Regions from separate parts of the Homo sapiens genome. Here region 2 is linked to region 1. Evidence: chromatin loops called from intact Hi-C (ENCODE). Cell type or tissue: PC-3. All regions are shown on one strand.

Region 1 (4,000 bases):
CTGCAGTTTTATTTAAAATTTTAGACAAAATTTAAATCATGTATATAAATACAAAGATGAACATTGGTTCTTTAAACACTGACAAAATCCTGAAACAATATAATGTATATATTTTAAGCCACATTTCCTATTTTTACAACATAGTTTACAACCTTCCCATTTTTACAACATAGTCTAAAACTAAGTTTATAAAAAAAAGTACATAGGAAAATATGATTGAAGCATTCTCAAATACATGGCTCTGAGGGTAGATTACTTGTTTTTTATCATTTAATCCATATACAATGCAGCAAATAGATACATTAATTATAACATTTTCCTTCAATTAATAGTTTATTCACTGTCATAGAAGCTCCATGAAGGGGCATCACTTAAGAAGCTCTCCAGGTTAGAGTCAAGCAAATTCTGAACACTTGGTCAAAGGCACATGAAAATGCCAGGTCCTGGCACAATGAGTAAATAACCCAGAAGGTGATATATGTCAGATCAAGACAATCTTAAGCACCATAGTAACTTTTGAGGCAAGTGGCACCGTACTCTTATTAAAGACAAGTCTTTACTGTTGAGGGCACTGGGTCTCTGGAGTAGATTTAGAAGACACATATAGAATAGGGTGTAATTTCTTACAAGTTTCTTTTTCCAATTTGCTTGAAGTTTCTTTTCCTTCTTTAACTTCTGTTTGAAGCTTTGATTCAGCAGCTAACCTACAGGCATTAAAGCATCCACTCTGAATTCAAATGTGGTTATGAAGGATTGAAGAAACAAACCCCCAGTATAATGGGCCTCCAATAAGGCATGGTATTCAAGGAAAAAAAATATAGTTGACTCTAATACTGTAAGAATATTAAGTCACTGGCTGTCTAAAAGTCTTTTTATATCAATAGGCTCAATTATTGTTATTATTACTTTTTGAGACAGAGTCTCACTCTGTCACCAGGCTGGAGCGCAGTGGCATGATCTCGGCTCACTGCAACCTCCGCCTCCCGGGTTCAAGCGATTCTCCTGCCTCAGCCACCGGAGTAGCTGGGACTATAGGTGCGCACCCCCACATGCAGCTAATTTTCGTATTTTTAGTAGAGACAGGGTTTCACCACGTTGGTCAGGATGGTCTTGATCTCTTGACCTCGTGATCCACCTGCCTCAGCCTCCCAAAGTGCCGGGATTACAGGTGTGAGGCACCACGCTGGGCCAATTATTTTTTAAGTCTAAAGAATATCTTTAAAAAGTCATGGCAAGCCCTAAATTAAAGAAAATATGACAGGGCACCTATCATGATAAGCACACCTAACACAAAAACTGAAATGTTACAGCAATATTTTAATGTTAACATGACATACAAAAGGCAAGACAAAAATAACATGGAATCTTGGGCTGCATGAATAGATGTCTATTTGTTTCATATTAAAAAATTGAGTTTCAACTAGTAGAATAAAGAAAAGATAAACAGTAGAGAGATTCTTAAAGGCCTGTAAAGATTCTCGGTAACAAGAACACCAATTAGTTTTGTAAAGCATGCAATAGTGAAGTTCCCAATAAAAGCCATATTTATTGTTCCAAAATTATCTTAGGATTGTGTATCTAAGTTAAACAGGCAGAAAACAAAGAGTCGGAAACATTTTAAGTTAGCAGATGGACTCACACACACACACACACACACAAATGTTTTGTGGTATTTTATTTTTTGTTTAACGAACAAGACAAAAAGTTTCCAACGTGCTACTTGAGTCAATTAGCCACATACATTTGCTTAAGTGATTTTTTATCAAGCAAAAAAAGGCAGAAAAAGGAATGAAGACAATACAGATAGCAAGGCTGGCACTTATCAATTCTGGAAATCCACCTCCAGAAATATACACTGGTCAAGGATGTTTATACAATGCATCACATATAAACAGGCATAATCTGCTGGATTCATTTCAGAACTCTTTGAAACCATGGGTATGTGGCAGATACTCATTTGAAGTTACTTTTTCCTTAAGAATGGTAAGCTTTTATTTTATGTGACTCAGAGGTTATAACATTCTATAAAAATCCAAGGAGGGAGTAATAAAATTACTATGCCTTATAATAATAGCAGCTAACATTGTTAAAGTGCTTTTACTGTTGAATATTACATTTAGTAGCACTGAAGACTTGGAGAGAAATCAGATAAAACATATAAGCCCTTTTAAACAGGGCTGTCTTACTCTCTCTACTCAAATGCACATTAGTAAAATGTCTTATTAATCTGTCTCCACTCTCTAAGACTAAGGTAGCCCTAGTAGCACCTTCAACATCTCATTTCATAGGAGATAATCTAGGCTAGTTATTGGCACATCTTTTTGAATGTCTAGATATTTGTTTTAAATGCCTCTAACAATCCCATTGCATGCAGACATCCTTCATCTTTCTTTTACTTTCTTCAATTTCCTCATTCACTTCTCCTGCTGCGCACATCCAGAACTCGAGCCTCAGCCACTGCTACTTACCTTTCCCTTCCATTCACTTTCTCTTACCTTCTGACCTCAATTATTTTTATTAAGACAAAGCCCTTGGGACATTAATTCCTTCAGACACACATATCTGACGCTATTTCTTTTAGTCACAAACTCAATTATGCAGAAACTAGAGGCTTTCAAGTTTTGGAAACAATGAAAATGAGTTAGCTTTGATATGTAAAAATGTCAAAATAAGTATTGAAGCCCATTTTTGAATGCCTAGGATAAGCAATTCAAAAGACATAAAAAATTCACCTAAGTTTCCTAGAAGGCTGAAATTTCTTAGACTACTGGAAAGCCCTTTGAGAAAGTAAGTTAATTTTTCTTTCATGGCCATGCTTGAACCAGGAGAAAAATAACAGTACATGTATTCAAACTGATAAAACATTCAGAGATGTGTTAAACTGTGATATTCCCTTTCATGAAACAGAAACGTGTAACTTTTTAATGTGATTGCCTTATTCAAGAGTCCTTTCCCTTTGCAATCAGTTTAGTCTTTCTTAAAGTTCTGGAAAAGTTGAAGGTAGGTAGATGAAACTGAGGAATTATACTGCATGCAATTGTAAGAAAGTAGATAAAGAAACAGACAGCACAGTTCATGCAGCGAGAGAGGAGAGATGGAGAGGTCTGCTGGCTGCCTGGAGGAAAAGAGGACACTGACCTGGGAGAGTTAGGGGTGTTTCCACTTCTTTCACTTAAGGCCTCAGCGTCAGCGGGAACTCCTATGAGTTTCACACATTTCTTTTCCTTCTTCAGCTGCATATCCACGGGCAGATTTTTGTGAGGAGAGAGACTGACTACTGGTGTGTATATAGAAACTGATTTTTCTAATTGCAAGTTGTTATCTTCTAAACTGTTAGGGCAGGACTGTGTCTCCTCTTTCTGAGGCGGTAATCGATAAACTTCTCCCCCGAGAGCACTGTTGTTGACACATGCATCTTTAGCGGTGGTTATATCCACAGGGAGCACCTCACGCCTCTTTTTCAGTACAGGCACTTCAACTGTCTCTGAGAATAAAAACGAGTGGGGAAAAGAAAAAATCTAAGAAAACAAAGACACAATCAACACAAGAAGCCAGAACTAGTTATATGTATACCTTTTTCCATTCTTTTAAAATGCAACCATCTCCTCACTGAAATGCATCCTTTGTTTCTACCTTTTATTCTTTATCATGGAATCTATATAAACTATATATTTTAAAGTTTATTTGGCTATATATTTTTCCTTGGGAATTCAATATTTTGACTTTAGGCATGAATGCTTCACTGTTCTCTCTTGGTGTTTTGAAAAAGGTGGTTCATAAGATCTCAGTGTGGAGATGAAGAGACAGCGGCAGAGTCCAGGTTCGAATCCTAATCCTCGTATGTGACAGCCATGTCTTTGGGGAATTATTTAACCTCTCTGAGCTTCATTTTATCTGTAAAATGGGGATTAAAAGCACCCACTTCACTTGGTATTGTGTATTAGAAGGATTAAATGACAAGAATAGGCCAAACTTTCTGAATATTGGTAATATATGCCTG
Region 2 (4,000 bases), 390 kb before region 1:
TGGCTGGGAGACACAGACATCCCTCCTCTTGAGCCGCTGGGATACCTATTCTCCCACAGAGCATTTCAGTGCCTCCTTTACAACACACAAAATGCTCCATGGGCCAAAAGGTTCGAATGAATCAGCATATTCCAGCTCAGTGACAGGACACGGTTCACCCCAAGTGCCCGGAAACATTTTCTGCATAATTTGGGATTCCAGTTAGGGATGCAGCAGGCTCTGGGATCGGGATCCTGCAGCCAGCTGGATGTCAGGATTAGGTGTTCTTTGCTGATTAATGAAACCATGAAGAGGTAAGCTGGGCATGGTGGCTCATGTCTGTAATCCCAGCACTTTGGGAGGCTGAGGCAGGTGAGTCACCAGAGGTCAGGAGTTCGAGACTAGCCTGGCCAATGTGGTGAAACCCTGTCTCTATTAAAAATACAAAAATTAGCCAGGCATGGTGGCGTGCACCTGTAATGCCAGCTACTGAGGGGGCTGAAGCAAGAGAATCACCGGAATCTGGGAGGTGGAGGTTGCAGTGAGCTGAGATCGTGCCATTGCACTCCAGCCTGGGCGACAGAGTGAGACTCTGTCTCAAAAGAAAAAGAAGAAGAAAAAAAAAAACATTAAGAGGGTTCTTTCTTTCTGGATTACATGGATTGGAGGAGGTGGGGACCCCAAAAACGAATAATCACTACAAATTAAGGTAGGTAGGATGAAGGGAAAATGGGTGTCAGTGATTCATCAGCACACTGATGGAACTACCATATGAAAAGGTAGACAAGATCCAGCCCAGATTTGCTGCTTCAGTGAAGTAGTTTGGCTATACCCAAACCATAGAAATAGAAATATAAAATAAAAATAACTAACATTTATGAAGCGCTTGCTATGTGTCAAACACTATTCTAACTACTTTCTACATATTACTTCATTTTAGTTCCCACAAATATCCTTGTGGTAGGTATCATTATTAGCCACATTTTACAGTGAGGAAAACAGAGTCTAGAGTGGTGAAGGATCTTGCTCAGATGGAATTTGAATCCAGGCAGCCATAAGTCCTAACTGCCCTGTTCTGCCTCTGGTCTCTGTCTGGGCTCCAAATTCATGACAGCAACTGCAGCTTGCATTTCCATGGGAATATTTATTGTTTCCCCAGCTAGACCGTAAGCCCTCTGCCTTCTGGGACCATAGCTTAAATTGGCCTGTCCATTGCCTACAACCCTGGATGCTCATGAAATTCAATAAATATTTGGTGGTTGGCTGCATTTAGGGTAACTTTAGGGCTATGCATAAATCCTAAGCCTCCTCAAAATGTTGGATTTCTAGAGTGAGGTGCAGATGGAAGAGAGGTAAAAGAGGTTTCTAGGCATAATCTTGTTCATTTACAACATTATAAAGAACTTGATCATTTAAAAATTAACAACATCATGTAAATCAGATCTTACTGTGTTGCAGCTTACCAAAAAGAAAAACACTCTAACAGGAAGTATTTCTTGCAGGAGATGTGTCACTATGTCTGCATACGCAAACAGTACACAGCTGGGGAGACATTAAAATCTAGAAAACTCCACTCCCTTTTCCAACAAACAGATAAGTAAATAATAGATGACTAATGCATACATAACACAGAAATCATAAGTGATAATAGAAAAATTATAAAAACAGGCCAACTATCATAACATACAGATCATGGAAGGAAGGAAGAAAAGTTAGTTGGAATGTCCAGACATACTGACAAGTGAAGTTGGCCCTGACCACATGAATAAGTTGCACCTTTTTGGAGAAAAGAAAATGGTATTCTGGGGAACACTGGTCTGGCATAAGTCATGGTACCTGTTCTGTTTATCTAAATTGGGTTGAAATTGTTCACTAGTGGCATGACCTTGGAGAGTCATTTCACCTCTCTGGGCAAAATGCACTTAATAATATGGAGATTACTTTGGGAGGCCGAGGCAGGCAGATCACCTGAGGTCGGGAGTTCAAGACCAGCCTGACCAACAGGGAGAAACTCCTTCTCTACTAAAAATACAAAATTAGCTGAGCATAGTGGTGCATGCCTGTAATCCCAGCTACTTGGGAGGCTGAGGCAGGAGAATCACTTGAACCCAGGAGGCGGAGGTTGCAGTGAGCTGAGAGCATGCCATTACACTCCAGCCTCGGCAACAAGATAGAAACTCTGTCTCAAAAATAAATAAATAAATAAAACAATAATAATAATAATAATACAGAGATTAAGAGCATTGTTTTCAATGAAATGGCTTCTGTTTCTTTTCAGCAATGCAACAGGAAGTATGTTACTTATCTATTCTGTACCTCAGCTTCCTCTTATATAATGCGTGGATTATAGTTGTTCTACATTATAAAGTTGTTGGGAGGATTAAATGAACTAATTTCATGTAAAGCCTTTGCAACAGTGATGGATCTCGGTACTTAATAAATGTTAGCTATTATAATATACAAAATGCAAAAATAGTGAGAACATTTCATGTGTTCTATAAACATAAGAGATCATTTTGGCCAGAAGATGCAGGAAATCTTCGAACTAAGCTATGTGCCTGCAAGCAGAAAAAAGCAATCTTTTCTGGTTGACATTAACACATGCTTCTTTAGTCTAAAGCTAAGTTTGTTGTCATCACCTAGTGATGGCAACGCTATTATTATTGATATTTTCCTTGATCCTGGCACTGTGCTAAGGAGTAACTCATTCTATCCTCGTACACACAAAGCAATTTTCATGAAATAGAAACTACCATTATCCCCATTTTACAGACTAGGAAACTAACACTCCAAGAGGTTAAATGACTTCCCAAGAAAGAGAAAGTGGCAGAATTAAAGAGTCTGAAGCCCAGGCTGTGTTCTAGAGTCTAACTTTTTTCTTTAATGTACAAAACATAAGTACTTGGCTGACCCTTAAGAGATACAAATCTATGATTTCTATTTAGGAGAGATTTCCAATGTATTAGGTCCGTTAGGAAATTACATTCTAATTTTCTAGGTATAAAGAAATAAGGATTACTGTATCATTTCTGGGGGCCTCTCCCAAAAATGACTAAAGTTTGAATGAAGCTGGGATTTCAGGAGGAAATATTCCTTCAAAGCACTCCCATGGGACCCAGCACATGTTTCTTCCAGAAGGACCGTGTGGACAGCTCAGAAGGGGAAGTTGCCTGGCCAGGGCTCCAACCCCAAGACCCTGGATCAAGGCTGGACATCTGTGCATTCACCTGCCCATTATTTAGTCCTCTTTCTGGTAACAACTTCTAGATTTTCCTTTGAAGAACTACTCTCTCTGCTTCTTTCCTTATTCCCTGACTTTGTGGTTTTGGTAGAACTGACCCAGTTCCAAAGGCGGGTCATGAAATCCAAGCCTGACTTAATAGCACATTTCATTTGGCTGGCCGCAGAGGTCCATGGATGGGCATGTAGCTCAGGCCAGACCTTTGAAGAGTGGCCTCAGGATTTTTTCTGTACCTATAGGAAAAGAAGCCTTTTCATTCTATTGTGGTTGAAAATACAACAAGGAATATATCTGCAACTTCTAGAGCCCATTTTCCCCACTAAGAGAGCATCTGCCTGAGAATCAAGTAAATAGAAAAAGCAGAGAGAGACACACACACAGATTCCCTACATTGCTATTTGAGCACCTAGATACATCCATGCCTGAAGCCACACCTCAGGGCTCTTTCAGTTATCTGTGCCAATACATTCTCTTTTTGCTTGGGCAAGTTTGAGTTAGTGTTTGCTCTTTCCCTTCCACTTCAGAGAATTCTGATTTTGTCTTTTTAACTTCTCCCCTTATTCTGCCCTCTAGGGATATTTCTATCTTTGCCAGACAATGCTTGGTTTTTTGATATAAAACAAGAACAATAGGTAGAGGGAGATAAAACTAGACACCAGTATAAGTTGAAGGGCTTTCCATGAAAGAATTTAAAACAAATAAAATAAGCCAAAGGAAAGCAGGGAGAAAGAAAAGAGAAGAACCAAAAAGATGCTGTTTTAAAGGAACTGATCGGCAGGA

Evidence for each region. Hi-C counts contacts between places; a loop is a spot of excess contacts. Peaks named below come from ENCODE experiments on the same cell type or tissue, not always from the same donor. Only the 100,000 strongest peaks of a DNase experiment are listed, where the experiment ranks them.
Region 2: it touches region 1 in a loop (13-fold over the local background); 1 of 110 quality-filtered maps calls a loop at or near these places.

Annotation. Positions count from the first base shown.
Region 1 is chr5:169,600,764-169,604,763 of GRCh38, reverse strand. SPDL1 (spindle apparatus coiled-coil protein 1) reads right to left here. Exons shown (of 12, transcript NM_017785.5): 11 at 3,139-3,484; 12 at 1-704. The coding sequence ends at 557. Among named protein-coding and RNA genes, the nearest start is that of SPDL1, 19 kb to the right of the region's middle. In PC-3, no CTCF peak of the experiment used is centred here; a DNase peak (open chromatin) is centred at 1,933; H3K27ac peaks cover 2,115 bases.
Region 2 is chr5:169,986,695-169,990,694 of GRCh38, reverse strand. All of the region lies in intron 29 of DOCK2 (dedicator of cytokinesis 2), which reads right to left. Among named protein-coding and RNA genes, the nearest start is that of INSYN2B, 8.2 kb to the right of the region's middle. In PC-3, no CTCF peak of the experiment used is centred here; a DNase peak (open chromatin) is centred at 1,514; H3K27ac peaks cover 979 bases.